Linked DNA regions of Mus musculus: regions 1, 2, 3, 4, 5 and 6 are each linked to region 7. A link is a loop called in an ENCODE intact Hi-C map of the cell type or tissue named here. Cell type or tissue: heart. All regions are shown on one strand.

The links. A loop is a pair of places that touch in the nucleus more often than their neighbours do. Peaks named below come from ENCODE experiments on the same cell type or tissue, not always from the same donor. Only the 100,000 strongest peaks of a DNase experiment are listed, where the experiment ranks them.
Region 1: a loop joins it to region 7, with 4 times the contacts of the local background. A loop is called at or near these places in 4 of 42 quality-filtered maps.
Region 2: a loop joins it to region 7, with 9 times the contacts of the local background. A loop is called at or near these places in 5 of 42 quality-filtered maps.
Region 3: it touches region 7 in a loop (2.4-fold over the local background); 3 of 42 quality-filtered maps call a loop at or near these places.
Region 4: it touches region 7 in a loop (2.8-fold over the local background); 2 of 42 quality-filtered maps call a loop at or near these places.
Region 5: it touches region 7 in a loop (2.9-fold over the local background); 13 of 42 quality-filtered maps call a loop at or near these places.
Region 6: a loop joins it to region 7, with 8 times the contacts of the local background. A loop is called at or near these places in 11 of 42 quality-filtered maps.

What each region holds. Positions count from the first base shown.
Region 1 is chr7:5,058,288-5,062,287 of GRCm38, reverse strand. It overlaps Ccdc106 (coiled-coil domain containing 106), which reads right to left. Exons shown (of 5, transcript NM_146178.2): 4 at 2,583-2,792; 5 at 1,503-2,081. The coding sequence ends at 1,765. U2af2 (U2 small nuclear ribonucleoprotein auxiliary factor (U2AF) 2) reads right to left here and starts at 145. Exons shown (of 12, transcript NM_133671.3): 1 at 1-145. In heart, CTCF peaks have their summits at 1,223 and 1,982; DNase peaks (open chromatin) are centred at 77, 717, 1,147, 1,917 and 1 weaker place; H3K4me3 peaks cover 2,328 bases; H3K27ac peaks cover 2,397 bases; H3K27me3 peaks cover 854 bases.
Region 2 is chr7:5,013,626-5,017,625 of GRCm38, reverse strand. It overlaps Fiz1 (Flt3 interacting zinc finger protein 1), which reads left to right and starts at 2,898. Exons shown (of 3, transcript NM_001110329.1): 1 at 2,898-3,001. It overlaps Zfp524 (zinc finger protein 524), which reads right to left and starts at 2,118. Exons shown (of 2, transcript NM_025324.2): 1 at 2,066-2,118; 2 at 1-189. The coding sequence starts at 151. In heart, a CTCF peak has its summit at 45 (motif pointing left); DNase peaks (open chromatin) are centred at 1,865, 2,225, 3,075, 3,245 and 1 weaker place; H3K4me3 peaks cover 2,704 bases; H3K27ac peaks cover 2,577 bases.
Region 3 is chr7:5,045,772-5,049,771 of GRCm38, reverse strand. It overlaps Gm15510 (predicted gene 15510), which reads left to right. Exons shown (of 4, transcript NR_166619.1): 3 at 785-873; 4 at 2,293-2,825. It also overlaps a transcript of Zfp580 not described here. Among named protein-coding and RNA genes, the nearest start is that of Zfp580, 3.8 kb to the left of the region's middle. In heart, a CTCF peak has its summit at 2,240; no DNase peak of the experiment used is centred here.
Region 4 is chr7:4,683,521-4,687,520 of GRCm38, reverse strand. Hspbp1 (HSPA (heat shock 70kDa) binding protein, cytoplasmic cochaperone 1) reads left to right here and starts at 2,540. Exons shown (of 8, transcript NM_001360629.1): 1 at 2,540-2,627; 2 at 2,955-3,249. The coding sequence starts at 3,046. In heart, a CTCF peak has its summit at 2,465; DNase peaks (open chromatin) are centred at 2,420 and 3,130; H3K4me3 peaks cover 1,798 bases; H3K27ac peaks cover 1,467 bases.
Region 5 is chr7:4,921,858-4,925,857 of GRCm38, reverse strand. It overlaps Zfp628 (zinc finger protein 628), which reads right to left. Exons shown (of 3, transcript NM_170759.2): 3 at 3,855-4,000. The coding sequence ends at 3,961. Nat14 (N-acetyltransferase 14) reads right to left here and starts at 3,272. Exons shown (of 3, transcript NM_001358881.1): 1 at 3,219-3,272; 2 at 2,529-2,650; 3 at 852-1,955. The coding sequence starts at 2,600. The coding sequence ends at 1,407. It overlaps Ssc5d (scavenger receptor cysteine rich family, 5 domains), which reads right to left and starts at 37. Exons shown (of 14, transcript NM_173008.3): 1 at 1-37. In heart, CTCF peaks have their summits at 1,762 and 2,515; DNase peaks (open chromatin) are centred at 127, 777, 1,637, 3,087 and 2 weaker places; H3K4me3 peaks cover 3,942 bases; H3K27ac peaks cover 3,942 bases.
Region 6 is chr7:4,912,912-4,916,911 of GRCm38, reverse strand. Zfp628 (zinc finger protein 628) reads right to left here and starts at 1,695. Exons shown (of 3, transcript NM_170759.2): 1 at 1,507-1,695. In heart, no CTCF peak of the experiment used is centred here; DNase peaks (open chromatin) are centred at 1,033 and 1,691; H3K4me3 peaks cover 2,329 bases; H3K27ac peaks cover 2,373 bases.
Region 7 is chr7:4,810,984-4,814,983 of GRCm38, reverse strand. Ube2s (ubiquitin-conjugating enzyme E2S) reads left to right here and starts at 2,644. Exons shown (of 4, transcript NM_133777.2): 1 at 2,644-2,821; 2 at 3,428-3,575. The coding sequence starts at 2,819. In heart, a CTCF peak has its summit at 2,037; a DNase peak (open chromatin) is centred at 2,213; H3K4me3 peaks cover 2,905 bases; H3K27ac peaks cover 2,662 bases.

The DNA.
Region 1 (4,000 bases), 250 kb before region 7:
GCTTAGGCGGCCGCGTAGGGCCCTGTGCAGCTCTCGCCTCGCCTTGCCGCCCGCCCGCTCCGGCTACTTCCGCCGCTGGCTTCGGCTACTTCCGGCCCCCGCCGGCACTCCGTCGCCTACCTAATCAAGCCCCAAGCCCCGCCCCTCCCAGGCTCCACCCCCTCGTCCCGCCCGACCCGCCCCCCCCCGGAACTTCCCCGAGCTCGGCTCCGAAGCCTGTCGGCTGTTCTCGGACGGAGCAGTCGGAAGGCGGCGGTCGCCGTCAAAATCACCCGAAGCGAGGATTATGCCGGCTGCCCGAGTTTCGGTAACTTTTCGGAAACTAGCGTTTCAACGTTCGGAGGATTCCGCGAGTCTTCGCGTTCCCCGACACCAGCCCCCTCTAAAGACACGGATTTTCCTACAACTCAAACCGTCTGTCTCTGGCCTCCTCTGGAAATCCGTCCCACCCCTCGCCGACCCTGTCCAAGCGGTCAGTCACTTCCAACAATCCTAACCGTCCGGGCCTTCGGCTCTTTCCGAAGGTTTCCAGCGCTCGCTCACCGCCCCTCTAGAGATTAAGCCCGATTCTAGTCTTCGGCTCTTTCCGGAGGCGCCACAGGGTCACTCCGCCCCTTCCGGAGAATATCGGTCCCTTCCGCCACTGCTTCGGGAAGGTCTCACGCCCAGGAGGGAAGTTCGGCTCTTTCCGCTCTTGCTTCGGCTCCTTTCGGCTTAAAGACCCGAAAAGGGAGGGAGGACTGATGGGAGGTGGGCCAGATAGCTACGGGGGAGGGGGCGGGGTCTCAGCTTTCGGTCCCTAGCTCTCTAGGAGAAAACTGAAAAAACTGACCTCGCGGAAGGCCAGAGAAAGTGTGTGGGACAGTAGCAGCCAGTGCGACAAAGGGTGTTCGAGGCCGCTGCGGAGGTTGTTAGCTCAGCTTGGGACGCCTGCGCACGGTGATTGGAGAGGGGTTTCTGCGCCTGCGTAGCGGTCTAGGGCACGTTTTTCTCAGCGCTCCGGAGGATCCGCCATTCTAAATCCACATTGCGCGTGCGCCCGATCTCCTCCCACACACCCCTTCCCCCACCGCCAACCTCAGCCCCCAAGGCACTAACTTCAAGACGGTTAAACCTGACTGCTCTCTCCCGGTTGCCAAGGCAATCGCGTTAAATTGTCCGCCCCTGCTCCTGCTGCGCAAGCGCCGAATGTGACACCTCCGAGAGATCTCCTGACCCCTGGCGGGCAGGCGGAAAAGAGTCTACCCAGCGCCCCGGTACCTCCTCCGGGCTGGCTCAGCTAAACGTTCATTGAATCAATGCCCCAGGCGCTGCCTTCTTAAAGTCGTCTTACCTCAGTTTCTCCTACTGCTCCGCTTCCCACCTCTGCCTCCTGGGGCTAATTACACCCTACCCTCCCCAACCTCTCTAGAGGCTTCTGGCTGAGCGCTCCTGTCCCAGTCTCCGTGGCGACGGCCACCCCTTCCCAGCATATTCCCTTCCTAGTAAGACCTGGGGCCCAGTTTATTGAAAATTTTCATGTCTCTTTAATTTAAACTCTCAGAATAATACTCTGTCTTTGCATGGGATGCAGATGGGCTACTCCTGGCTAAGGAGGCCTAGCTGGCAGCCCCTGCGGGGTGAAATGGAGACGGGGTGCCTAGCGTGTGCGGCCGAGAAGCAGGGCCCAGTGCTCAGGAAGGGCAGCTTCTAGCCCTGGCGGTGCCCCGGGAAGGCCGACCTAGCCAGCAATCTGCTGGGGGGGAGGCGTGCGGGGCGGCGGCATCACCGCTTGAAGCGGTAGGTGATGGGCAGGAGCAGCTTGCTCTTCTTGAGAGCCTGCACCTTCTTGAGAGTCTCGTCGTCCAGTGCCAGGAAGCAGCGGCGGGAATACTCTAGCAGGCGCTCCTTGGATGGATCGAACTCTCCCACCTCAGCCAGCTTTTCGGGAGCCACAATGAGTAGCTCTGCGATGGGCGTGGTCAGCGCCACGGTGTTCCTGTCCACACGGTGGTGCTCGAAGGCTCTGGACATGCTCTTCAGCTTCTGGAAGGTGCCCAGGATCTTCTTGTAGCGGCAGAGGACCCCATCAGCATCCTTCACTGCAGGACCAAGAGGACAGAAAGAGGAGGACTGGAAAAGACACTCATGAGGGAAGGAGACATGGGGGAACCCAGGTAGAAACAGGAAGGCAGGCATAAAGAGGAAAAGGGGTGAAAGGCACACAGATTTGAAAACAAGCAAGCAAGAAATCATGGAAGTGGGGACACATGAGGAGCCCCATACAGGAAGAGAAAGGATAACAAGATGGAAAACAGTTAAGACCTGAGCAAGAAGTAGACCAGGGAAATTGAAGGCAGGCCTGGACACCAGAAGAAAGGAGATGGGCCCAGAGACCTCCTTTCTGATGACACAGGACTAAATCTGCTGGTTGGTGTAAAACGAAATTTAAAATTAACTCAGGACCGAAAAGGGCTGTGAGATGAAGTTGAGTCTGATTGTTTTGTATATGGAGAGTTAGGGCATCACTGTAGAGCTCACACTGCGATTCTGGGTACACAACCCCTCAACACACCCATCACATGTACCCACTCCCCACTCACCCCGCTGCCTCTCTCGAGCCTTGGTCTTCCCAAATCGCTTCCGGCTAGTACTTCCCTTCTGCTTCTGCCTCTTCCTTTCACTGGCACTTCCGTCTTCGGAAACCCCGCTGAAGGAGGAGGCTGCCGACTCGGGGTCTGAGGCTTCTCCAACCCCAGCCCTGCTGTCCCCATCAACCCTCCGAGGTCCAGGCTTCATCCGGCAGTAGTCCTCTAAAGAGAGACAAAAGTGAACTGTGACACAATGTCCTATAATTGCCCTGAGGGGGGAAAGATGGACATGGAGGCCAAGTCCTCGGAATGAGGGCAGGGTGAAGTCCCCAAGTAGAGACATTAGCTACACTGAATGCCATAGAGCCAGCTGGGATTCGGGGAATAGTGTGAGCATTTTTCTAGGCTCTGAACTTGACTGAAACAGGTCCAGGGAATTCATGAGAATCTGTGACTATGCAGAGTTTCTGTGGGGGAAATGTATCCTGGGGAGCTCCAGAGTGAAGAGTCAAAATCCGAGAGGCAGACAGTGCCTCTGGGTAGGAGGATTGGATATCAGACTCCTACAGAAGTCAGGGTTCAGTTTGGGTACTGGGAAATGCTAACTACCTTCCCCTAGATAGGGAGCCAACTCAGACTCAGCATCTTCTGAAGGATGAACTCCTGAGAACTGAAACCAAGACTCTGCCCAGTCATACCAGGGAAAGATAGGAGTCACCCTGGATAGAGCTCTCAGTATAGGAAGAGAGGGTATGCATGTCCCCATCCCAGTGCTAGGTCCCTTTACTAGAGCTTTTGCCATGGTTAGCAATGAGAAAGCCTGCCAGCAGCTCAGCTGGATACAGAGGTTAGGGTTATGGCCTGAATAAAGGCTAAGTACTCCAAGAAACCAGGGCTAAAGCTCTGGGAAAGGGCAGCCTTGAGTGGGGAATGTGCTGGGAATGGCAGTCAACACAGGTTAATGAGATAGGGCCCTGCCTGTCAGAAGAGGTGACACCACCATGCTGTTACTAGTTGTAGATTAGAGCAAGACAAGGGAGTGGGATCCGCTCAGGACCCTAAGGTGAAGCTTAGGAGACAGAGGTACTGGGACCCCCACAGCCTTTGAAGAATAAGAAACATGAGGCATGATAATGTAGAGCAGGGTAGAGGGAAGACAGAACCCTGATTGGTATTTCAGGGTACCTCTAATGGATGATGACTGCATCATTCAGAAATCCTGGGGTGCTGGCAGGGCCCCTCTGAGGAATCCAGTAGACTGCAATGGGTCTACTGACAAAGGGACATTTCCCCTAAGATGAGGAACCTGGGCTGGAAATATAGACTCTGGGAGACAGTTATGCCAAGTGCTTGAGGCTGATGAGTTACAGGGCAGTCTCATCACAAGATAGGAAATGAGAGAAGTCTTTGAAATCAAGAAGGAAATGGCT
Region 2 (4,000 bases), 200 kb before region 7:
GGAGGGAGGACTTGAGAGTCCGATTGGAGGTGGTGGCTCCCCCTGGAGGTCGGCCTCGGCGCCCCCGGGGAACAGGAGGCAGTAAGGCCAGAGGTTTTTCTTCCTCCCCAGACAAAGTTGAAGGCAACGGGTCTGAGCTGGGGTTGTCCATTGAGAAGTGGGGAGCTCGAGTCTGGGTACTGGAGCCGGCTAAGAGAAGAGAGGGGGCGGTGTCAGTGTGGTGAGGGTCTAAGCCCCCGTGTACCCCAGTATCTCACCTATTCCTTCTAAAGACTTTTGAGATCCATATAAGACATTCTGTATAAGTTAGTAAGACATGCTGACTGCCCTCCACCAAAGGGTGTCCCATAACTTCTTAACCTTTGGATCTAGTTTTTCTTTCATGGAGGTTAAATAAGAATCCCCCTCTCCCACCAGGGTTCTATGTTTGAGTGTTTGGATCCATTAGTGGAACTGTTTGGGAAGGATTAGGAGGTGTGGCCTTGATGTGGTAGGTGTGGCCTTATGGAGTAGTGTTTCACTAGGTGTGAACTTTGAGGTTTCGAAATCCCACACCAAGCCAGTCTCCTCCTCCCTCAAACCTATGGATCAGATGTCAGCTCTTAGCTACTGTTCCAGCACCATGTCAGCCTGTTGGTCACCATTCTCCCAACCAAGATAGATGATCACGGACTAACCCTCTGAAAAATATAAGCATGCCTCCAATTAAAACGCTTTCTTTATACGTTGCTATGGTCATAGTTTTTCATTACATCAACATAACTACAAAAAGCCTTTAAAGTCAAAACAAGCCAAAAATAAATAAATTTTTGAAAAAATCCAGCTAAGAATGTAGGCCTTGAAACAGCCCATCAAATTCTGGGTCACAAAGGTCTCAAAAGGCTCCTGCTCCCCACAGAGATGGGGGGGCATGAAGAGAGACAAGTCCTAGCCAAAAGCTATTGATTTGTGAAAGATATATATGAAAGTTGCTAAGAGTCTGGGCTTTGAAGTCATATACCCAGAAATCAAATGCTGAGTCTGTCCCTTCCTTTGTGTGACCTTAGCCAAGATCCTTACTTCTCTGAGCTTATTTGTGTCTTTTGTAAGATGGAAATCGGGGATTTTTGTTTATTGGTTTGTTTGATTGGTTTTACCTACTAACCCAGACATGCTGTGAACATAAGAGCCAGCACTACAGCACTGGTCGTTGAGCCTCACAGCAATCCTCTGAGGGAACATTTTCAAAGGGTTTCATTTGGATCCAGTTTGGCCAACAATCACCATGTGATTCTACAAGTGGCTTTGCCTGAGTCTGTTTCCTTCTCTATAAAGTCAATATACCAAGGTTGTTGGGAGAATCGACAGGAATGAGGAAGCTTCAAAAATGTCCTTAGTGCACAGTCTAGAAAATAGAAAGCTCCAGGACTTTCCCCAGTGCCCACAAGATCCCAGGATAGTAGGAATTGAGTGTACTTGGGGTCAAAGGTCAAAGGTGCAGCTAGCAGCAGATTCTGTCGGGGGACCCTGCACCCCTCTTTTTATTATTTTATTGTTTGGTTGGTTTAAAGTTTTGTGTGTGGTGTTGGCTATCCTAATCAGGGCCTCACACATACTGGGCCTGAGCTACACCCCCAAAACTTGCACCCCCTTTTAATATGCACATAGCATGAGGTCCACACAGAAGCAACTTGTCCAGGATCATATGGTTCGCACGATGAGGAAGCCTGGACAAGAAGCTGAGTTTCTGAAACATACCTATGAAGTGACAGAGTGGCTCTTCGACCCTCTCCCACCCACAAGTCCGGTACGACGCGTGCCTGTCAGGCGCGAGTGGCCCAGCCCGCAAGCGGGGCGGGCCCTCAGGGTACGGTGGCCAATGAGCGGCGCGGGGACATTGGTGGCAGGGGCTGCCAGAAGGGGGTCTGCGCGCGCGAGCCCAGACCGCTCGGCGGGGCGCGAGGTCGACGTGCGCAGGAGAGAGCAAAGAAGCTGGGAACAGGTGCCGGGTGCGCGCTTATGCGCGCGCGCCGGGACCACCCTCTTTCCCCCATCCCCCCCACCCGGGCCCCCCGCCTCTGGGTACCTCATTTGCATGCTGCCTGGGCTCGCGTGTGTACGCGCGCGCGCGCCGGGGGCGACGGGCCGAAGCGTGGGAAGGGGCGGGAGAGAGGGGGCCCAGCCCCTAGGCGGCGGCGGGGCGGGGGTGTGGGAGGTAGCAGAGCGTGAGCTGGACCCCGCCCCTCGGCACGGAAGCCGGGGGCCCCTCCCTCCCTTCCCTGCTGCCAGCGCCCGCGGGGAACAAAGAGGATGCCCTGGGTCCCAAGGCCCCGACACGCTAGCAACAAATGCGCCTGCGTATCAGGCGCCTTCGTGTGCCCAGTGACAACGCACAAAAATCCCCAACCACCTGCAAAAATGCCTTTCCTCCCACGAAGCCTTCCCAACCCGGTGACCCAATCAAATACAGGTACCGGATAGATGAGAAGCGGGAAATGGCTGCTAAGTGCCCCTAATTAATATGGCGCCCATCAGCTTCAAAGAGCCATGGAGTTAAAGTAGTAAAATGGTGCTTGGTGTTTCCTAACTCTGAACAAGTTTGACCACTTGGATTTTTCTCCCTCTTCCCGCATCCTTCCCAGCAGAAGTCAAAGACTAGAAAAAAAAAGCAATCTTATCTAAACACATCTATGTTAACTCTTTGTAACCGCACCGTGGGCTACGAAATGCTGCACGCTGAGAGTATTGCCCTTAGTCTATATGGCGCCGCGGGTAACTTAGGCCCCGCCCCTGCCCTGCCCTCAACAAAGATGGCGCTAGCCTAGCTTCTTTAACCTCCGCGGCTGGAAATAGGAAAGGAAAACACAGAAGGGCGGGGCGGGGGCGGGATAGAGAAGCCAAGAAGGAGGGGTAAAGGGGGGTTGGGGGGGCGTAGAAGAGAGCTGAGGCGGAAGTCGAGAGGCCCCTCAGGTGGAAGTGACGCTGACCCCGCTACCCAAAATGTCGGCGCCCAGAGGGAGGTGTAAGTAATTAAACAGGAAAGCGGACAGACTTTCCCGGCCCCCCGGAGGCCTGCCTGGTCTCCAGGACCTCCGCAACGCAAAAGCAAGGTGGTCTTGCCTAGTTCCTGGGCCGCTTGACCTGCCCCCGACTCGGGCGCCCGAGACTGCACCTTGTAGGGGCAGGGAGAGGGGTACAAAGGGCCAGTTTTCCGGGCCTTGTTCGCAAGATCGAGCAGGGGTGGGGGTGGGGGCCGGCTGCACCAGACACCGTAGGGCGCAGGAGGGGCGGAGCTTAAGGTGGTCGGGGCGGGGCAGAACTGGAGGAGTAGCTTGTTGAGGCGTGGCTTATAGTTGGAGGGGAGGGGTTTCAAGAAAGTGTGGAGACTGGTTAGAAAATGGAGAGGTTTATATAAAGTGGGGCCTAGCAAAGAGGCGTGAATCTCATGAAATGGGGGAAAGGGCCTTGGTTGAAAAATTGAAGAAACTTCGTAAGATGAGGGGAAAACTGGGGTCCAGTAAGACAACAGAGGCCCAGAGTATGTTGTGTGAAGTTTGCCTGAGGTGTGACTTAAAGAAAAGCTTACCTTGACAAGGGGGTGGGGGTGGGGGCATTAGCGGGGCGGTGGTTGCGCACGCCTTTAATCCCAGCACTTGGGAGGCAGAGGCAAGCGAATTTCTGAGTTCGAGGCCAGCCTGGTCTACAAAGTGAGTTCCAGGACTGCCAGGGCTATACAGAGAAACCCTGTCTCGAAAAAAAAAAAAAAGAAAGAAAGAAAGAAAAAACAACAAGACAAGACGGGGGGCGGGGGGGGGGGCAGCGATCTAGGTGTGCAATTTGGAAAGTTTTAGTGGAACTATCAGGTTTTTATCACGAAGGTAAAAATGCTTGGGGGGGGGGCTTGGCGGCAAGCTAAGAATATAATAGCGAAGTAGAGGTGATTATAGAAAAATGTGACTTATTTGAAGGAGAAGTTAGGTGGGATTTGGAAGCAAGTCTCAGTGAAGATTTAACTTAGAAA
Region 3 (4,000 bases), 230 kb before region 7:
AGCCAAGAAGAGGGCAGAGACACAAAACAAAATATCAGTTAGTGAATGAGTAAATTTGATCAGATAGTAAATCCCACCTCTCCCTGAAAAGATACTTCTGGATGGAGCTGGAGCCATGCTTCAGCAGTTAAGAGCACTGGCTGCTCTAGTAAAAGCCCCAGGTTCCATTCCCAGCACCCAGCTTAACAACCATTTATAAATCCAATTCCAGGGGAGCCCACACCATCTTCTGTCTCCTGTAACAGGCATACATGTCTACAAACATCCGAGTAGGCAGAAACACCAATATACATAAAATAACTTTTAAAAAAGCTACTGCCGGGTGGCTTAGCATCCCCAAAGCTCTGGATCTGATTCCCCACAACACAGAGGAGACACCCTGCCACCTAGCTGGGACATGGTCATGATAAAGTCTACCAGACATCAGTCTAACCCCTCTAATGTCCTCACTTGTCCCAACCACCACCTCTCTCCCTCTCAAAGTCAGACATATCATGTCCTGATATGTTTCTCTGTTAAAGGAGGTGTGGCCTTGTTAAAGTGGGTGTATCACTGTGGGTGTGGGCTTTAAGACCTTGTCCTAGCTGCCTGGAAACAAGTATTCTCCTAGCTGTCTTTGGAACAAGATGTAGAATTCTTAGCTCCTCCTGCACTGTGCCTGCCTGGATGCTGCCATGTTCCCGAGTTGATGATAGTGGACTAAACCTCTGAACTTGTAAGCCAGCCCCAATTAAATGTAGTTCTTTATAAGAGTTGCTTTGGTCATGGTGTCTGTTCACAGCAGGAAACCCTAACTAAGACATCTGCCAATCAGCCTGAGTCTACAGAAGCGGCAAGAAGCCACTGGAATCTGACGTCACGAGAAGTTCCTTGGTGAGTTAATCTCTATGAAGTCATGACAAGAGAACACTTGCCACGTGGTTCATGGCCAACAGTAACCAGAGCATCTTCAGTGAAGACTATCAAGGTGAAACAATGCCCAAGCCATGTCCCACCATCTGCAGTCATATTTATATTCTTCCTAAGCATCACACATCCTTTCACCTGTGTCTACTTTAGCAGAACACTCTTTCATGTATCTGCACCAGCAAAACATCATATGACATAACTGAGTTCCCAAAGAAACCTGAGAGTTCCACTTCAAACATGCCTGTCGGCTGTGGTGGGGAGTTCCTTTAATCTCTTTTTGTTTGTTTGTTCTGTTGTTTGTTGAGGGTTTTTTTTTTTTTTTTGTTTGTCAACTTGACACAACCTAGAGAGAATATTCTGGGAAGGGGAACCACAATAGAAAATGAAGGGGAAAAAATGCCTTTTAGTAGATTGGCCAGTAGACAAGTTTGTGGGACTTTTTTTCTTTTTTTGATTGATTGATGACTAAAATGGAAGGGTTCAGCATGCTGTGAGTGGTGTCACCCCAGAGCAAAGAGTCCTAGGGTGGATAAGAAAACAAATTGAAGAAATAATGGTGATCAAGCCAGGAAGCAGCTCTCCTCTGTGGCCTCTGCTTCAGTTCCTGCCTTGAGTCCTGTCCTGACTCCCTCCATGATGGCTGTGCCTTGAGTCCTGTCTTGACTCCCTCCATGATGGCTGTGCCTTGAGTCCTGTCCTGACTCCCCTCCATGATGGCTGTGCCTTGAGTCCTGTCCTGACTCCCTCCATGATGGCTGTGCCTTGAGTCCTGTCCTGACTCCCCTCCATGATGGCTGTGCCTTGAGTCCTGTCTTGACTCCCTCCATGATGGCTGTGCCTTGAGTCCTGTCTTGACTCCCCTCCATGATGGCTGTGCCTTGAGTCCTGTCTTGACTCCCCTCCATGATGGCTGTGCCTTGAGTCCTGTCTTGACTCCCTCCATGATGGCTGTGCCTTGAGTCCTGTCCTGACTCCCCTCCATGATGGCTGTGCCTTGAGTCCTGTCTTGACTCCCTCCATGATGGCTGTGCCTTGAGTCCTGTCCTGACTCCCCTCCATGATGGCTGTGCCTTGAGTCCTGTCCTGACTCCCTCCATGATGGCTGTGCCTTGAGTCCTGTCCTGACTCCCCTCCATGATGGCTGTGCCTTGAGTCCTGTCCTGACTCCCTCCATGATGGCTGTGATGTGAAATAAACCTTTTCCTCCCTACGTTGCTTTTGGCCAGGGCCTTTATCACTGAAATAGAAAACAAACCAGGACAAACCCAAGCTGATTGATTGTTGTCACAGAGCTTCTCCATACACTGTCACAAGAAACTCTCTCCTAGGCCTTATGGGGGCGACAAAGTTCAAAGTATTAAAATGTTCCCTCCATTTTAACAGATGGTGAAATTCAAATACAAAGACCTATGTCCAAGACTGGTGAGGTGGCCCAGGAGGGTCAACTGTCTTGCTACCAAGCTCAACAACCTTCTTCTGACTCCCTAACCTGAGTTTAACCCCTGAGACCCACATGATGGATAAAGAGAACTTGCTCCTGCAAGTTGTCCCCTGACCTCCAGGAACATGGCATGCCTGAACACACAAATGCATGCACACATACACATACACACACGCAAAAATAAATGTTTTGGGGTTGTTTTGTTTTGAGACAAGGTTTCTGTGTAGCCCTGGCTGTCCTGGAATTGGCTCTGTAGACCAGGCTAACCTTAAATTCAGAGATCCACCTGCCTCTGCCCCTCAAGTGCTAAGATCAAAGGCGTGCGTCACCACCGGTGACTGGTGGGGGTGGGGAGTTGTTTGTTTTAAGACAGGATCTCACTATGCAGCACTGACTGGCCTGGAACTCAGAGAGTATGCCTTTCTACTTGCTTCTCCCTCCCTAAAGTGATTGGATTAAAGGCATGCACCACCAAGCTGTGTTTCTCCTTTTAATTCGGTATGTGTTGCTGTGTGCACAGAGCCTGTGGCAATTGTAGTGGGCATGGAATTCCCTTCCCTGGATTGGAGTTGCAGATGATTGTCAGCCACCCAGTATGGGTGCTGGGAGCTGAGCTTGGATCTTCTGCAGCAACGGGAAACACTCCCAAACACTGAGCCATCTCTCCATCCCCATAACTACTTTAACAAATGATTTTAAATTACATTTATGGGGAAGGGGGAGTGAATGCCGTGACACTTGTGTGGAAGTCAGAAGACAACTTGGGAGTCAGTTCTCGCCTTCTACCATGTAGGTTCTGGGAATCATACGCAAGCCATCAAGCACAGCAGCAACCCTTACCCACTAAGCCGTCTCTCTGGCTCTAGAATAACTACTTCTAATAGTGGCTATATGGTTCAGCTTGACCTCACTGTAGCCATCTTGATAACCACCACAACCACTGCAAAGCAAACCATGTTTTTTCCTGGAAACCACAGACATGTCCCTAGAGTAACATGTAGGGTTTCAGAACTGTTTCAATGTCAGGGATGCACCTGCCTGCCCCTTTCCTATTAGCTGAAGATCACAAACACATTCTAAGTTAGATGAGATCACAGTGCCCCCTAGCCTTTCATTCTTATACAGGTTTTAGCACTTGTTCTGCCTGCCGCCTAGGATCACACTTCTATCAGCACACCCCCTCAATAAATTCAGATCATGAACCCTTGAATCTTATCTTCCTCTTTTCTGCAGTCATTCTGCATCATAGCCCTTGCACCTGGCTCTCACACACTGGAACCTGACTGTCATTACGCTGTCTTAGAAATCTAGTGTGTATTTTCACACTTGTGATGTCTCACTTCGTTCTAACATTGTGTCATGTGCCCCAACTCCAAGTCAGTCGCATCTGTGTTGGACAGACAAATACAGAGATGACAGACAAACAGGTAACTACAATGCAAAATGTTGAATCACATCACTAGGGAGGTAGAAGTGGGTGAACTCCGAGTTCCAAGCCAGCCTGGTCTACACAGTGAATTCCTGACCATCCAGGACTACATCGGGAGATATCCTCTAAGTGGGCCTGGGAGATGGCTCAACAGGAAACAGTGCTTACCATCAAACCTGAAGACCTGAGTTTGAGCCCTGGGACCAACACGGTGCAAGGAG
Region 4 (4,000 bases), 130 kb after region 7:
TTGCTCAGCAGTGAAGAGCATCGCCTGCAGCCAGACAGTGGTGGTGCACGCTTTTAATCCCAGCACTTGGGAGGCAGAGGCAGGCGGATTTCTGAGTTCAAGGCCAGCCTGGTCTAGAGGACAGCCAGGGTTACACAGAGAAACCCTGTGTCGAACAAACAAACAAACCCCCCAAACAACAAAACAAACAAACAAACAAACAAACCGCACTGACTGCTCTTCGAGAGGTCCAGAGTTCAATTCCCAGCAACCACATGGTGGCTCACAACTACTATCTATAACAAGATCTGATGCCCTCTTCTGTCATGCAGATGTATATGCAGACAGAGTACTAATAAAAATAAATAATTTCTTTTTAAATACAAAAATCAAGCCAGGCAATGGTGGCAAATACCTTTAATCCTAGCACTTGGGAGGCAGACACAGGTAGATCTCTGAGTTTGATTCCAGCCTGGTCTACATAATGAGTTCCAGGACAGCCAGGGTTACACAGAGAAACCCATATCAAAACAAAATTAAAAACAAGATATTTGTTAACAGCAATAGTAAGAGTTACAGGGAACAAACCTTATCTTCTGGCCCACAAGGGCACCAAGCAGGTACATAAGGTGTGTATATATACACAAGTAGGTAAAATACTCATACACAAAATAAAAATGAATAAAACGGAGCAGGGTGAGTGTGCATACTTTTAAAAAATATTTATTTATTATTATACACATGTACACTGTAGCTGTCTTCAGACGCACCAGAATAAGGTGTCAAATCTCATTACGGGTGGTTGTGAGCCACCATGTGGTTGCTGGGATTTGAACTCAGGACCTCTGGAAGAGCAGTCAGTGCTCTTACCCGCTGAGCCATCTCGCCATCCCTGAGTGTACCTACTTTTAAGGCGTGTGAATATTTATGAGTTGTAGGGCAACCTGCTCACATCGTTCTGCAGGCCTGCCCAGGCTACATACTGAGAGCCTCCCCAAAACAAAACACCAAAATAAGGAACCATCTCCAAAACAAAAAACAAAAGAGGGGTGGGGTGGGACGGAGAGAGAGTTCAATGAGAGATATTTCAATGATTAGGAACTCTTGTTGCTTTATTGCTCTTGCTGAAGACTCAGGTTCAACTCCTAGCACCCAATTATGATGGCTCACAACCATCTGTAACTCCAGTTCCTGGCAATCCATCAAGCAAGCATACAGTGCACGCACATACATGCAGGCAAAATGTTCAGGGTCAGTGGTGGCACACGCCTTTAATCCCAGCACTCAGGTGGCAGAGGAAAGTGGATCTCTGTGAGTTTGAGGACAGCATGGTCTACAGAGTAACTTCCAGGACAGCCAAGGCTATACCGTAAAACACTGTCTCAAAAAACAAAACAAAAACTAACCAACCACAAACTATTTGTACACAAGTAAATAGGTAAGTCTACAAAAAAATTAAAAGAACAACAATAATTTAAGAGGCTGAAGAGATAGCTTGTCATTAAGAGTACTTACTGTTCTTGCAAAGAGCCTGAGCTTGGTTCCTAGCACCCATATATATATATATATTGGTTGTCTCATAACTGCCTGTAACTACAGCTTTAGTTTGTCCTTTGTCTCTGGCCCCATAGAAACCTGCATTTACAGGCATCTGCCTCCTCCCCTACTACATAATTAAAAACAATCTTTAAAAATAAAATCTAGCCGGGCAGTGGTGGCCCACACCTTTAATCCCAGCACTCGGGAGACAGAGGCAGGCAGATTTCTGAGTTCGAGGCCAGCCTGGTCTACAAAGTGAGTTTCAGGACAGCCAGGACTACACAGAGAAACCCTGTCTCGAAAAACCCAATAAATAAATAAATAAATAAATAAATAAATAAATAAGTAACTCTAAAAATATTTTTAAAATGATTGGAAGATCGAAGGTGGAAGACAGCTGATGTTGACATGGGACTTCCCACACACCATGCATAGTCACATGAAGACACACAACTCACACAGAGTATTCCACACTGAAACCGGTAATAAATGGGGAAACTGAGGCCTAGAAAAAAGTGAGCCCGAGTCTCAGGTTACAAAGGTGGGATATTAGGGGAGATATCCCGAGACTCTAGGAGCAAATGCAGTTAAAATCAGTTGAGTGAGGAACAAAACCGTCTGAGCAGCAGCAGCAGCAGCAGCAGCAGCAGCAGCAGCAGAGAAGGGGCGTGGCCTACGCAGGGGCGTGGCCGAACAGGACAAGCTGAAGTTCCAGGTACTAAGAGGCGGGACTTGACTGGGACAGGCCGAAAGGCCTAGAAAAGAGGCGGGGAATATGGGCATAGGCGGGGCCTATGCCTGGGAGGGGAGGAGTTCGCCATGAAAGTCCCTTGTTTGCTAAGATAAACAGAGGAGCTAGGGGGCGGGGCTTATAACAAAAGCGCGAAATGTAGGGGCGTGACAAAGAGAAAGTGGTGGGGGCCTAGTCGACAGAGGCGGAGCTAAGTGCCGCATCCGCTAAGAGGTGCTGCTTAGAACTGGGCAAACAGCTTGGGGTGAGGCACTTCCGTGTGAGAACTGCGTATTTCCGGTAAAGATGGCGGCGCCCAGTAGAGTCAGGTGCAGCCTAGTCTATCTTTAGGCGTGGTGGCAGCTCTAGACCCGGCAAGGTGAGATCAGCCCCATTGGGGCGCCCCTCTTCAAAGACACGGGAGGAGAATTGTTGCTAAGGAGACTGAGCGAAGGCTTGTTGCCATGGAGGCGGGGCAGTGGGGTTGCTAAGAGACGAGGACGCAAGCTGGGGAGCTTGGGGGGGCTCGTTGCCAGGGAGTAGGTGGGGCCTGTTGCTAGGGAGCAAGGAGGGACATCTGGATTTGGGCAAGGGTCCTGTTAGTATGAAGGAAGGAAAGGGGGCTATGGTTAAGGTGGTTGCAGGCAGAATGGTTTGGGATCATGAGAAGACTCCTAACACCTTCAAAACTCCACCTTCTCAGCAGACCTTCAAGAGTCGACCCATCCGGACACCATTGCTGCCTCAGCGGTGACCATCAATTTCCTTTAAACACATTCTTCCTTCACAGAAAGTCCATGGCAGACAAAGGCTCAGGGGGCAGTCGCCTCCCTCTTGCGTTGCCTCCGGCCTCTCAGGGTTGCTCGTCAGGGGGCAGTGGTTCCTCGGCGGGGGGCTCAGGCAACCCCCGGCCTCCACGGAACCTCCAAGGCCTGCTGCAGATGGCTATTACTGCGGGTTCTCAGGAGCCAGACCCCCCTCCAGAACCCATGAGCGAGGAGGTAAAGTATGAGGACCTAAGAAGGTTGGGTGAGGGTCCTGAGGATCTAAGTGTCTTGGGGAGAGTGGCTTAGTGAGCTACAAGCTGTTGTCTTCCTGGGTGGTGAGCTAGAGTCTAAATGTGGCATCATGATAGGGTGAAGGTCAGCTGTAAAGTGTCCGATCGCAGCCTTGTATTGGGAAGTCTCATGATGAGTGAAAAGTCTAAAAGCAAGCTGGGTTCTCTAGACCCAGGCAGAACTAGATTCAGCTTTGTCTCCACAAGTGTGACCTTGGGTATATTATTTAATCTTTCGAATCCTCAAGTGTTCGTTCATTTTTGAATTGATGGTGATAATAGTAATGATAGTGTCTTATCAGGCAATTCTGATGTTCCAGTCTATACTGACTCGTACACAACGTAGTTGGGTTTTGCCAGTTGCCAGCCATGACCTTGGTTGGGCAATTCACATCCTTTCTTTGCCTCTGATTTTTTTTTTTTAATCAATGAATTTGGAATAGCTATAATAAAACCTTACAGAATTGTCTTAAAGGTTGATAGGAATTTTTCATGTAACTTTTTTTAATTGACATTTACGATACATAGAATATTGTAGTAATTCAGTTAAGTTACAGAATAATTTATACATGTTGTGTCATGTTGTGCCAAGGTGGAAATAGGCATAGAGCAATGAGATAGTTTGCCCAAATTTGTCCAGGAGCGTGATTTCAAAGCCTTACAGCTTCTTCCCCTTTTCTTTCCTGTTTTGAGAT
Region 5 (4,000 bases), 110 kb before region 7:
CCCTGGACAGCTAGGAGCAGGCTGGGCTGAAGGCTCTGCCAGGAGGGAGAGAGGCTGCAGGGATGCAGCAGGGGACAGGAGGGGGAGGGGGCTGGCCACAGCTGAGGCTGGAGGGGGGGGTGCGGGGGGCAGGCAGAAGGGAGGTGTTCAAGTGCAAACACCCACACTGGAGGGAGGCGGCCAGCCAGGCTCCAGAGGGCCACGTGCTCAGAGATGCTTATGGGGATGGCAGCTCTGGGAAGGGGCAGGCCTGGGTGTCTGGGGGACAGGGCTGAGGGCACACCCTTCTGCCTCCTCTTATTGTCCAGCCAGGCAAGTAAGTGCAGCTGGGAGTGGACAGATTTTGGGGAATCCTGCAGTAGCATGAGGGCCTGAAGCCAGATACTAGGAGGGACTTCCTAGATCAGGAAAAGAAACTGAAAAACTCCTGTCCATTTGTCACCCACTGTGGTAAATCTGGATGGGAAGCTCCCAGTGCCGATTCGAGAAAAGAGTGTCTGAACTTATTACCAGTTCCCAGAACAAAGGTATGGAGGGTAGAGAGACTGAGGGGTCAAGGCTTCGGTCTGGAGGGGGTACACACACACACACACACACACACACACACACACACACACCAGGCAGCTGTGAGGGGGAAAACTTTGGTAATGGGGAGCATGACTCAGAAGGCCTGGCAAAGACTGGCTGCCGCTGTGAGCTCACTGCTTCTCCTCTTCCCAGCGCCCCCCCCCCCCCCCCAACACACACACTTCCCTAGCAATTAATGTCAACTTCTTCGGAGAGGAGGAGCCAGACAGAAGGAGGGAGTCTGGAGAGAGCAGCTGGAAAATGCATCAGACAGGAGACAGGCACACAGAAGTTTCAGGGTTTATTAACAAACAGTGTAAAAAACCAGATGGGCTTGGAGACACTGTGCTCCTGGCCCCACCCACTCCCAGAAGATCTGTCCCCTTTGGGAGTTCCCTGTCACAGACTCTAACTTTTAGTCTCTCTCTCTCTCTCTCTCTCTCTCTCTCTCTCTCTCTCTCTCTCTCTCTCTCTCTCTCTCTCTCTTTCCTCAAATCTCCCTTCCAGACCTCAAACACAGGCAGCAGGGGCTTTGTAGACCCAGAACCCGACGTTTTTCAGTGCATACAGACTGGGGCAGTGGGGGTGAGGCAAAGGACTGGACACGGTGACCTCTAGTGGTCCCAGAAGACCAAGAAGGGATTTGTTCTACTTGAGTTTAGAGTCCTCATTGCAGCTGGCAGGCACACTGGGAATGTAAGTCCATCAACCTCGGTGCTTCACTATCAGCCCAGCAGACTAGGTAGACACTGAGGGGGGGATGTAAAGTGCCTGGCACACAGTAGGTGTTCTTTAGGTGCTGGTTCTCTGCCCATCTATCCAGTGGGCATGGTCTCTAATCACAGGTCTTTGCTGAATTCCCTAACCAGCATATAGCCCATGCAGCCCCAGCCTCCCTCTGCCTGGTAGCCACAGGCCTCCAATAACCCTGCCACCCCCCAAGCGGCTACAGCCACTGGGACCACGAGCCGGGCCCGAGGCTCCCCCATACTTCCAGCCCATGCTCGGGCTCGAGCCTCGGCAAAGGCCAGCAGCCTTCTGCCCACGCCCCTGCGACGGTGCCATCGAGAGACAGAGAGGCGGGTGACTCGGGCTCCATCCCCCACGTTGGCACCAGGGGCCAGAGCCAGGACTCCACACACATCGCCGGAGCCACGGACAGCCACCCAGGGCCCTCCCAGGCCGCCTGGTGGAGGCAGAGAGCCCCATCGGGCTCGCAAACCCAGCTTCACAGCGGCTACAGCCAGAAACACGGGCAGCAGGAGGGCCAGGGCGAAGGAGGCCAGGATGAAGCGCAGTCCGCTGCTGGCTGCAGCCAGGAGGAGAAGGGCTGGAGGTCGTGTCAGAGCGTGGAGGGCCACACGGTTTTCCGTGTCTTTTACACCAGCCTGTGGGTGGGAGTAGAGGCTCAGCCATTCATCACATAAGAACTTCCGAGGAAGGATTTCTCTTCTCAAGTGAGAAGAGAAGCCAGCGGATGGGGTGGTCCCAGTCTGGCCCATTGGGTGTTAAGGGCTGAGCGAATGAATGCGGTTTGCCCGAATGAAATGAACTGATTTAGGACCTGAGGCCCATGAGTCCGGATGGCATGCTAAGGTAACGCACCAAAGGAGACTGAACAGGATAGGCAAAGTGAAGACATGGGCTCTTCGCTGGAAGGTCTGGGGTGTGTGTGTGTCTCAGTAGCCCTCATTTTGGGACTGGTAAGTGGGGCTGAATGGAGGTCAAGAGACCTGAACACCCAGCCCCTACACCCTTTCAATTGCTTTTTTAAAAATGGCAGCTGAGGTTTAAGTAGGGAGAAGGCAGTAGAGAAAAGAGACCAATTAAAAACAGCTGAGGCGAAAATCCCCTCCCCCAGGACCCCCGGAGCTCAGGCAGGTGGGCGGGGCTGATGGAACCCACTTTGAATGGCCCTAAGAAGCTGCGCATGCTCACTGGTGCCCCTGCCGGCCTCTCACCTTCAGCATCTCCAGCACCAGGGGCTTCTCATCTTCCCTCATTTCCCGCACTGACAGGTGGTTAGGGGCCATGGTAGCCCCCAGGCAGGCCCCTCCCCAAGGGAGCTGACGTTGTACACCTGCTGAAAACAAGTAGGTTGGTGTTAGGTGGGCACCTGAGTTCTAAGAGCCCTGGGAGGGATGGGCCGCAGTGTTTCCCAGATCGCCAAGGACCCTAGAGCATTGCCAAAGAAGACTGTCACAGTGGCAGGCCAGGTGCCTCCATACCCAGTGGGGCTCTGAAAATCGTCCCGAATCGTCCCCCACTCCGGAGAAGACATTCATTGATCTGCCTGTAAACTCATCCCCTATCCAAACTCCAGCAGCCGGTCTCCTGAAGTGGTCCCACCCCACATAGCAGAAACAGGGCCCTGAAAGGCACCTCCACGGGGTTGCTCGAATCCCTTGACAGTAAGGGAGAAGGGGGGCAGGGGCAGGAGAGGGTCACCACCGGAAGTGACGTCCACGCTCCCGACTGGAGGCAAGACCGGCACCTTAGCAACTGTTGCCAAGCTTCCCCCACTATGGGGCAGGGGTTGGGAGTAATGGAGGAAACTGCGAGGACGAGGGAAGAGCTGTGACCTGCTGGAGGCCAGTGGGAGAACCTTGGAGAAGGGGGGATGGGAGTGGGGGACAGAGAGGGTTTCTTACCCGGCCTGCCTGGGAGGATTAGCACAGCTCCTTTCTTGCTGGTCCTTCGTTGCTAAGCGACCTGAGCATCAGGAAGAGGAGGCGTTGCTTGTGAACCTAATCTCATTGGCGCTTGGGTCTTTGAGGGAAGGGATGAGGGGTAGCATCAAGCATCCCCATCAGCTGAGACCTTATTCTCAACCCGGAGGCACCTGGGGTATCGTTTGAATTAATAATATTCCTCTACCTACCTTTCAGGTGAGGTAAGGGTGGTTTATAGGAAAGAAGTGGAAAATCCAGAAATTGATCCCTAACCCTCCCTGCTATAAGTACAACTACAGACGAATACATACAAAGGTTGGGAAAGGACCAGAGAAATAGCTCAGGGAGTAAGAGAGCTTGCCAAAAGGAAACCCACATGACTGACTCCCACTGTCTCTCTGTCCTCTGCAAGTGTACCCGCCCTCCCACCCCCAGCACAGTAAAAGCCTTAACAGTTTAAAGGATGGGGGAGCTGGACCCCACCCCGGAGAAGCATTTAGCCCTCCAAGTACAAAGCAAGTCACCTCAGATCCGGGAAGCAAGAATGAAGACTTCCAGGTCTGAAGCAGGGGCTATGCCCATGACTATACCTCCCCCATGAAAACAAAACCAGGAAGAGATTCTGGGTCTTTATTAGCAAGTCCAGCCAGCAGCCCCCCTGACTCTGGGGCTGACCCCAGCCCAGCTGAGGAGAACAGTTAATTGCGGGGAGGGGGTCTCTTCAAAACGTGTGTACCAGTTGGACTGCAGGAAGAGTCTGC
Region 6 (4,000 bases), 100 kb before region 7:
TAAGCAGGGAAAGCTACCACCACCTTATGCCTAGTGCCCTTCCCCTCCACCATCCACAACTCACACTGTCACCTCCAAGTCTTCAAGAACTCACCCCAGAGAGCCTTCCTCAGACCACCCTTGAGCACTCCCTGATCTCCTCCCATGCCTTATTTGCTCCCTTCTTCACGGGGCCCATCACCTTCTAAATACTATAGGGCAAGCATTTCTCTTTGTCTTTTTGAGACACAGTTTCTCTGCACAGCCCTGGCTGTCCTGGAACTCACTACCTAGACCAGGCTGGCCTCGAACTCAGATGTCTGCATCTGCCTCCTGAGTGCTGGGCTCAAAGGCGTGCATCACCACCACCCTAGCCAGGACTTCTCAACCTCACCAGCACAGAGATTTGGAGACAGGTCATTCTTTGTCAGAGGGGCTGTCTAATAAATGGATGGGTGTTCATCAGGATTCCTGACTCAATAGGATGGATGCCACTGGTAACAAAACACAGTGCCAGCTTGACCCTTCCCTAGTAAATCCTGAAGTCAGTACTGCAGTGACAGTACCCCAGGACAGTCCCATCAACATATAAGTCTCTTACTGCTTGTTCTACTCTGTCAATGTTCACATCATCCAAACAGAGAACCTCTGCTTCGTTCGATCGATCGTTCTCTGATGCATCCATCACCCACCAAAACATCAGGAGAGAGCATGCTCAGTAAAGACAGTCTGAGTGAAGAGAGGGAGGCACCCCCTTTTGACAGGTTATAAAGGATTTCTTTTTCAAAGGGCAATAGGCTATGAAGGATTGTTTTTTTAAAGGGCTGTTGTTCCTTTTGGCGTGTAGGTGACAAATGAGGTTCAGAAACTGTCTGTGCCTCTGAGGCCATATCTTTTAACACAAGAGGCCCAACGGAACAGGGACCCATCTTAGCAGTGAGAGTGCCCTTTAAGCGTCTGGGCTTTACGAGGAAGCTCTTGGGGTTTGGGATGTAGCTCGGTTATTAAGGGTTAATGACTGGCATGCACAAAGCTCTGGGTTCTTGTCACAGTACACCATAGAACTGGGCGTGGTGGCACAGGCAGGCCTGTAATCCCAGCGCGCAGATGAAGGCAGCAGGATCGTAAATTTAAGGTCATTGTCAGCTATACAGTGAGTCTGACGGCATCCTAAGCTACATGAGGTTTTATCTGGGAGGGAAAAAAGATCTCTTTGTTCAGATAGTCTAGGGACCAGCAGAATTATGAAACTTTTCCTTCAATGTTTGGGAAACTATCACCCGCTTTTAAGGAAATAACCCCCTTTTAGGAGAAAGGGGAGAAGGGAAAGGGCAGGAAGCTTTGCAAAAATGCAGCTAAACACACTGTCCTTACCCCTTTAAGAGGGCGGAGCCGGCCTAACAGATTAAATATCGGAGGCGAAATAGCGACCTTCCCTTTAAGGTACCCCTTCCGGTTTCCCGCTCGCCGTTCTCCAAACGACTCCGCCCTCCGGCCCTTCCCCCACCGCGCCCTCCGGTCTCTCACCTGTGGCCCCGGTCGGGGAGGGGGATCAAGGAGAACCCCAGGGCCTTCCCGCGGGGGCTGACGGGAAGCGGGGCCCGGCACAGCGCTGCGGGACCCGCGGCCCGGGAGGGGGCGGGGGCGCGCTCCCTCCCCACGGCCCCCGGCGCGAGGCACTCAACCTTTATCGGCGGCCTCTCGCGCACACAAACCCCGCCGCCGCCGCCTTCGTGCGTCATGACGCAACGCGCCAAGCCCGGCCCGGCCCCACCCACTGCTGGGGTTCGCCAGATGCAGAATCCCGGGGGTCCAAGCCTCAGGCCCGTGGTGTACACGCAGACCCTGTTCCCTCGTGCTGGGAAGGAAACTGAGGCACTCAACCTTCCTGCATGGCCTGGGATGGCCTGGGTCTCGGGAGTCTGAGTTGCCCCTACAAGCCTGCTTTTTTTCCCCTGCCTGCTGGTATCTGGGGCCAAGCTTGCTTTCTGAGCCTGTGCTGAGACTTTCGGATAGATTATTTTTGTTGTCTTAATTGTTTTTTGTTTTTGTTTTTTACTTTTTGAGACAATGGGCTCTTGTAGGCTCATGTAGCACGGGCTGGCCTTGAATTTTTTTTTTTTTTTCCGAGACAGTCCTGGAACTCTGTAGACCAGGCTGGACTCGAATTCAGAAATCCTCCTGCCTCTGCCTCCCAAGTGCTGGGATTAAAGGTGTGCGCCACCACTGCCCGGCTGCCTTTTTCTTAAGATCTATTTATTTTTACCTTCTCTGTATATGTGAGTTCCCACATGCATGTCTGTGCACCCCATGTGTGCCTGGTGCCTGAGGAAGCCAAAACAGAGTGTCAGATCCTTTGGAGCTAGAGTTACAGGGCAGTTGTGAACTGTCTGGTGTGGTCCCAAGGAACCGAAGCCCAGTCCTCTGTAAAACTAGCAGTTGTTCTTAACTACAAAGCTATCACCCCAGCCCTAACTTAGAGGGCTGGTGAGATGGCTCAGACTGATGGTACTGATGCTCGCTGCCCAGTGAAGCCATAGAGGAGTCTTAATCCAGCAACATGGCTATTGTGGCTGGAACACAGATATGACCTTAGTACACACCTTTAATTCCAGGAGACAGAGGCAAGCAGATCTCTTTGAGTCCAAGGCCAGCCTGGAATAGAGCAAGTTTCAGGTAAGGAAAAGCTTAGGACCAGGTTTGGTGGTGCATGCCTTTAATCCCAGCACTCAGGAGATAGAGGCATGTAGATCTCTGAGTTCTAGGCAACCAGTTCAGTTGAATCAGTGAGTTGAGAGGCTATGCAGAGGAGTTCAGAGGTAGTTTTCATAGAGATGGTTTTATAGAGACAAGTTGCAGGTGAAGACACAATGAGCCAGAGAATAAAAAGAAGCCAAATTAGAACAGATTTCTAGAGTTAGTTTGAGGTCAAGCAGAGCAATTCAGTCAGAAGCTGAGAGAATCAGTCACTTTGGAGAGGTGTTTAGGCCAGAGAAGCTGAGTTGAACCAGCCAGCCAGAATTCAGAAAGAGCTAGAAAGGGTGAGTTTATTCAACAGTAGACATCAGAGATGGCAATTACATCTGGAAAATAGCAATTACATTTACAACATGGATATGGTGAAAGGTGAGAACAAACTCCCACAAGTTGTCCTCCAATCAGCATCTATGCTGTGTGGCAAATACATGCATGCCCATACACACAAAATAAGTGGCTGAATGTAATTTACATTTTTTCATTTTATGTATGAGAGAGAGAGAGATCCAGAGAACCCGCCTTTGATTTCTAGAATCCACAACAGTGGCTCACAACTGTAACTCCAGTCCCACAGAACCCTCCCGAGACACCGTGGACACAGGCACAGACATGAGTGTGGTAAAACACACATACACATAAAAAGAAATATATTATTTAAGTTCAAAGTCTCGCCTGAGATTCAAGGCAGCCCCTTAGCTGTGAGGCCCTGCAAAGTCAAAAAGAAAGTTCCAAGATTCTGATATGCAGTGACACAATAGACACCCTGTAGGGTCCGAAAGTCAAGTCGCTGAAGACTTCAGACTCAGTATGCAAAGACGGTTTATTCTAGAGAAACAACCAGCATGCAGAGGTCAAATATTTTTCAAAATGTCAACCCCAGACAAAGGTGCATAGGCCTTCTTATAGGGGGACTGTCAGGAAGGATCAGGTAATCTAAAATTTCATTGGTGAGTGCTAGGCTGGGGGGGGGGGGTCATGGGTGGTCAGTGGCCTGCATTCCTATGTCACGAACTTTAACTATAGGATGAGGTAGGGCTACCCAGCGCAGATGGCCCATTCTGAGATAAAGTATTTTCCCCATTTTTGTGGTTATCCCCAGGTCTTCTTTGGGAGGAGTTTTATGACCTTGTTTCTGTGTTTTGTGGTCTGCTTGGAGCTGGTGCCTAATTGCTTTCTTTTCAAAGTCAGGCCTGGTCCTTAAATGAAGACAAATGGGGTTTATGTTGTCCTTTCAATTCCCATTCCAAAATGGGGGAGTGGGAAG
Region 7 (4,000 bases):
ACACAGATCCTCAGGTTGTGATGACCCCCAACCACAGTTATTTTCATTGCTACTTCACAACTGTAGTTTTGTTACTGTTATGAATCATAATGTAAGTATATGTGTTTCCAATGGTCTTAGGCAACCCCTGTAAAATGGTTCTTCAACCGCCGACTCAAAGGGGTCAAGGCCCACATGTTGAGAAATGGAGATCTGTAATACCCTGAGGGTTAAGAAAGGCCACAGGATTCATGAATTCAGACTGTCTACAATCACAAGAACAAGCCACACGAAACAAAAACCTGTTTTCCATAGAGGTATGTAAAGTACAGTTTAAACATTTAGCTGAATAACATCAGCAAGCAATTGGGGTAATCTGAAGCAAAGCCACTCCTAGCTGCTACATCTTGGAGGAGCACAGGAGTACAAAACACAGTCCAAGAACAATTCCATGTTTCGACGAAACAGAGGTCACAAGACTCTTGTCTCACAAGCACTCAAAATCCTCCTGACATGACTCCATTCTTGGATACTGTTCTCAAATAGAACAAATAGCTTGGTGGTTAAGAGCACTTGTTGCTCTTACAGAGGACCTGAGTTCAGTTCCCAGTACCCTCATGGTGGTTCAAACCACCAGTTATTCCAGTTCCAGAGGATCTGATACTCCCTTCTAAACTCCCTGAGCACCAGGTATACATACTGTGAACCTACATATATACAGGCAAAACATTTATATGTTCAAAATAAATAAATTAAAAAGAATTGGTGAGCCGGGCGTGGTGGTGCACGCCTTTAATCCCAGCACTTGGGAGGCAGACGCAGGCAGATTTCTGAGTTCGAGGCCAGCCTGGTCTACAAAGTGAGTTCCAGGACAGCCAGGGCTACACAGAGAAACCCTGTCTCGGAAAAAATAAATAAATAAATAAATAAATAAAATAAAATAAAATAAAAATAAATAAATAAAAAGAATTGGTGAAGAAAATGAGTTTCCTAAGAACTATAGCCAGATCTTGTCAGGGAAGAGGGTTGTTTCTTTCTGCTTTCCCTCTAGCAAAGCTACAATTTTACAGAAAACATGAAACAAGACTCAAGAAATGTGCTTATGCAGATTTAGCTATGAGACAGGTTGTCAGAACTGTGAAATCTCTTCCTGGGAGATGAGGTCCTACTCCTCTGCAGTCAAAGCTTCAGTCTGTTCTCTCCCCAGCATGGGATTACTGCAGATAGTTTAATTCTCTCTAGATCTCTGCCATGCTGTCATAACTGGATTAACACTTCATGGTTAGTAAGAGCCTCTGGGAGTATATGTAAGGACAGGACCAGGAGGTTAATTATGGGTGAGGGAAGAGATGACCTAAATGTGGGCAGCACTATCCCATAGGCTAGAGGATGGATATAAAAGGAACGAGGCCAGGGTATGGTGGCATACACTTTTAATCTCAGTATTCAGGAAGTAGAGGCAGGTGATCTCTGTGAGTTCAGGCCAGCCTGGTCTATAGCTCGAGTTTCAGGAAGGTCAGCCAGGCCTGCACAGAAAAACCCTGGCTTGAAAAGCCAAAACAAGGGCTGAAGAGATGGCTCAGCGGTTAAGATCATCGACTGCTCTTCCGAAGGCCCTGAATTCAAATCCCAGCAACCACATGGTGGTTCACAACCATCTGAAAACAGCTACAGTGTACTTACATAAAACAATAAATAAATCTAAAAAAAGAAAAGCCAAAACAACAACCCCCGACCCCGGGGGAAAAAGGAGTTCCAGGCCAGTAATGAAATTCTGTCTCTCAAAAAGTTAACAGAAGTCTATGGGGTCTGGAGGTCAGTCACAAAGCTCTCAATAAGGACGTGAGACTTCCCTGACTTCTTCCTCTGGCACCCCTACAGAAACAATGGTGGCAAAAGTCACAAGTCATACTCTAGAGGATCAGGAAGTCCAAGCCCTCGGAGTCAACCAACCTGATTTTGAGGGCTTCCTAACACATAACAGGAGCGCAGAACAAAATGGAGCCCCATAGACAAATTATGTCCACACTTCCGCCCTTCCATGGCTTCCAGGTGAGGTCGCCAGACTCCCAGCGTAACATTTGCATACACAAAAGAAATTGAGACATTTCATTGGTCGAGGTTGGAGTCTATCACACTGAGCTGGCTTCCCATTAGTAGCTTTCAATTCCTACCTGCCCCACAAGTCCAGATCACGACCGCCCCTGTTTATTGGTCAAGGCCCCTTCCGTCATCCCTTTAACCCCTCCAGTCCTGTCTTCCCTCGCTCCGCCCCTTCCCCTGCCTAACCGTTAGTCGCGTGCGCGTCTTTCTCCAGGCCGGAGCGCGCGCGCGCACCCCAAGTCGTGGCGGCGTCTCATTCAAACGGTCCAATCAGCGGCCACGTCGCCTCGGCGGGCGCCCCCTTTCTCTCTGCTCTAGGTTTTTAGCCGCTTGGTTCTCCCAGGTCAACTCCTCAGCCGGCGTGAGCCCTCATTGTGATAGCACTCCTCACAAACTGGGTTCGAACTTCTGCTACTATTCTGACAAGAACAGAGAAAAGAGCGTTGACCGCCCAGCAACGTGCGCGTTGACGTACGCGGTCGAGACGTGCCGTGAGGGGGCGGGGCCTGCGAGTAGCTATAAAAGTGCGGTGTTGGGCGCGCGGCCGGTTCTACCGAGGAGCAGACGTAACGTTGTGAGCGTTTCGTAGCGGACGTCGGAATTAGTGGGAGCGGAGTGGGGCCTCGGGGGCCTCGCTAGGGCCACAGCGGCCGGCAGTTGGGCCCCCCGCCCCGGCCGGCGGTCCGAGGAGTGCAGGAAGGGGGCCGGGGGGACCCGCCCCCGGCCGGCTGAAGTCATGGTGAGTGACGCGGGAGGCCCGAGGGGCCGTTGGGGACTCGGGCAGAGGAGGCGACTGCGGCGTCCCAAGTGTTTTCTGGCCAGCTTCTGAGTGCTTTGGTGGCATGGCTGAACGTCCGGAGCCAGGAGTCGGCCCCAGGGCCTTTCAACAAACGGTGCGGGAGCCCAGGCAGCCCTCGGAACCTTGGGGAGGGCTTTGGGCGCCTTGCGGCCCGCCCATGGGTGTTTTAAGGAGCAAGACATCCCGCCGCCATTTCGTCCAGCCTTTTTCTTTTTGGTGTGTGTGGGGGGGCGGCGGTTGATGGGGTTGTTTCAAGCCTAAGTAGGGGAAGGGCTCCGGCTAGGCCTCAGGCCCACCTGGAACCAGTAGTGGACCCATGCGCGTCTTAACGAGCGCTTTGGGTAGGTTCGGGTACGCTGAGCCACGTAGAAGCTTTTTCTGAGACACCGTCCCGGTCAGCCATGGGGCAAAAGCCAGAAGCATCTTAGGTCCAGTTGACAGGCAGTGATTGACAACCTCGGACCTCTAAAGTCTGGATTCTGGTATCCACCCACCTTAATCCTAGCTATTTCAGGCTGCTCACTCTCCTTTTCCCTCCGTGCCTAGAACTCCAATGTGGAGAATCTGCCGCCCCACATCATCCGCCTAGTGTACAAGGAGGTGACAACACTGACGGCAGACCCACCTGATGGCATTAAAGTCTTCCCCAATGAGGAGGATCTCACAGACCTGCAGGTTACCATCGAGGGCCCTGGTGAGTGTGAGCACGGAAGGGAGGGGCCACTTGACCAGATTTCTTCTGTCTTGTGGCTGTGGGACAAATAGGATTCAGCCTCTCAGGTGCTTATGACAAAATGTGGCCTTTTGCTTAGGCTTGCATTAAGGCTGTCAAGTGTTACTTTCCAGAGACGTGAGGATGCATATAAGTGAAGCAGAAATAGAAAGTGTAGCTGGGCGTGGTGGTGCACGCCTTTAATCCCAGCACTCGGGAGGCAGAGACAGGCGAATTTCTGAGTTCGAGGCCAACCTGGTCTACAGAGTGAGTTCCAGGACAGTCAGGGCTACACAGAGAAACCCTGTCTTGAAGAGAAAAAAAAAAAATGTATGCCAGGGGATCTGAAACACTAATCAATCGAATGTCCCAAGACTAAACAAAAAGCATTGTGAGGGGAAACTGGT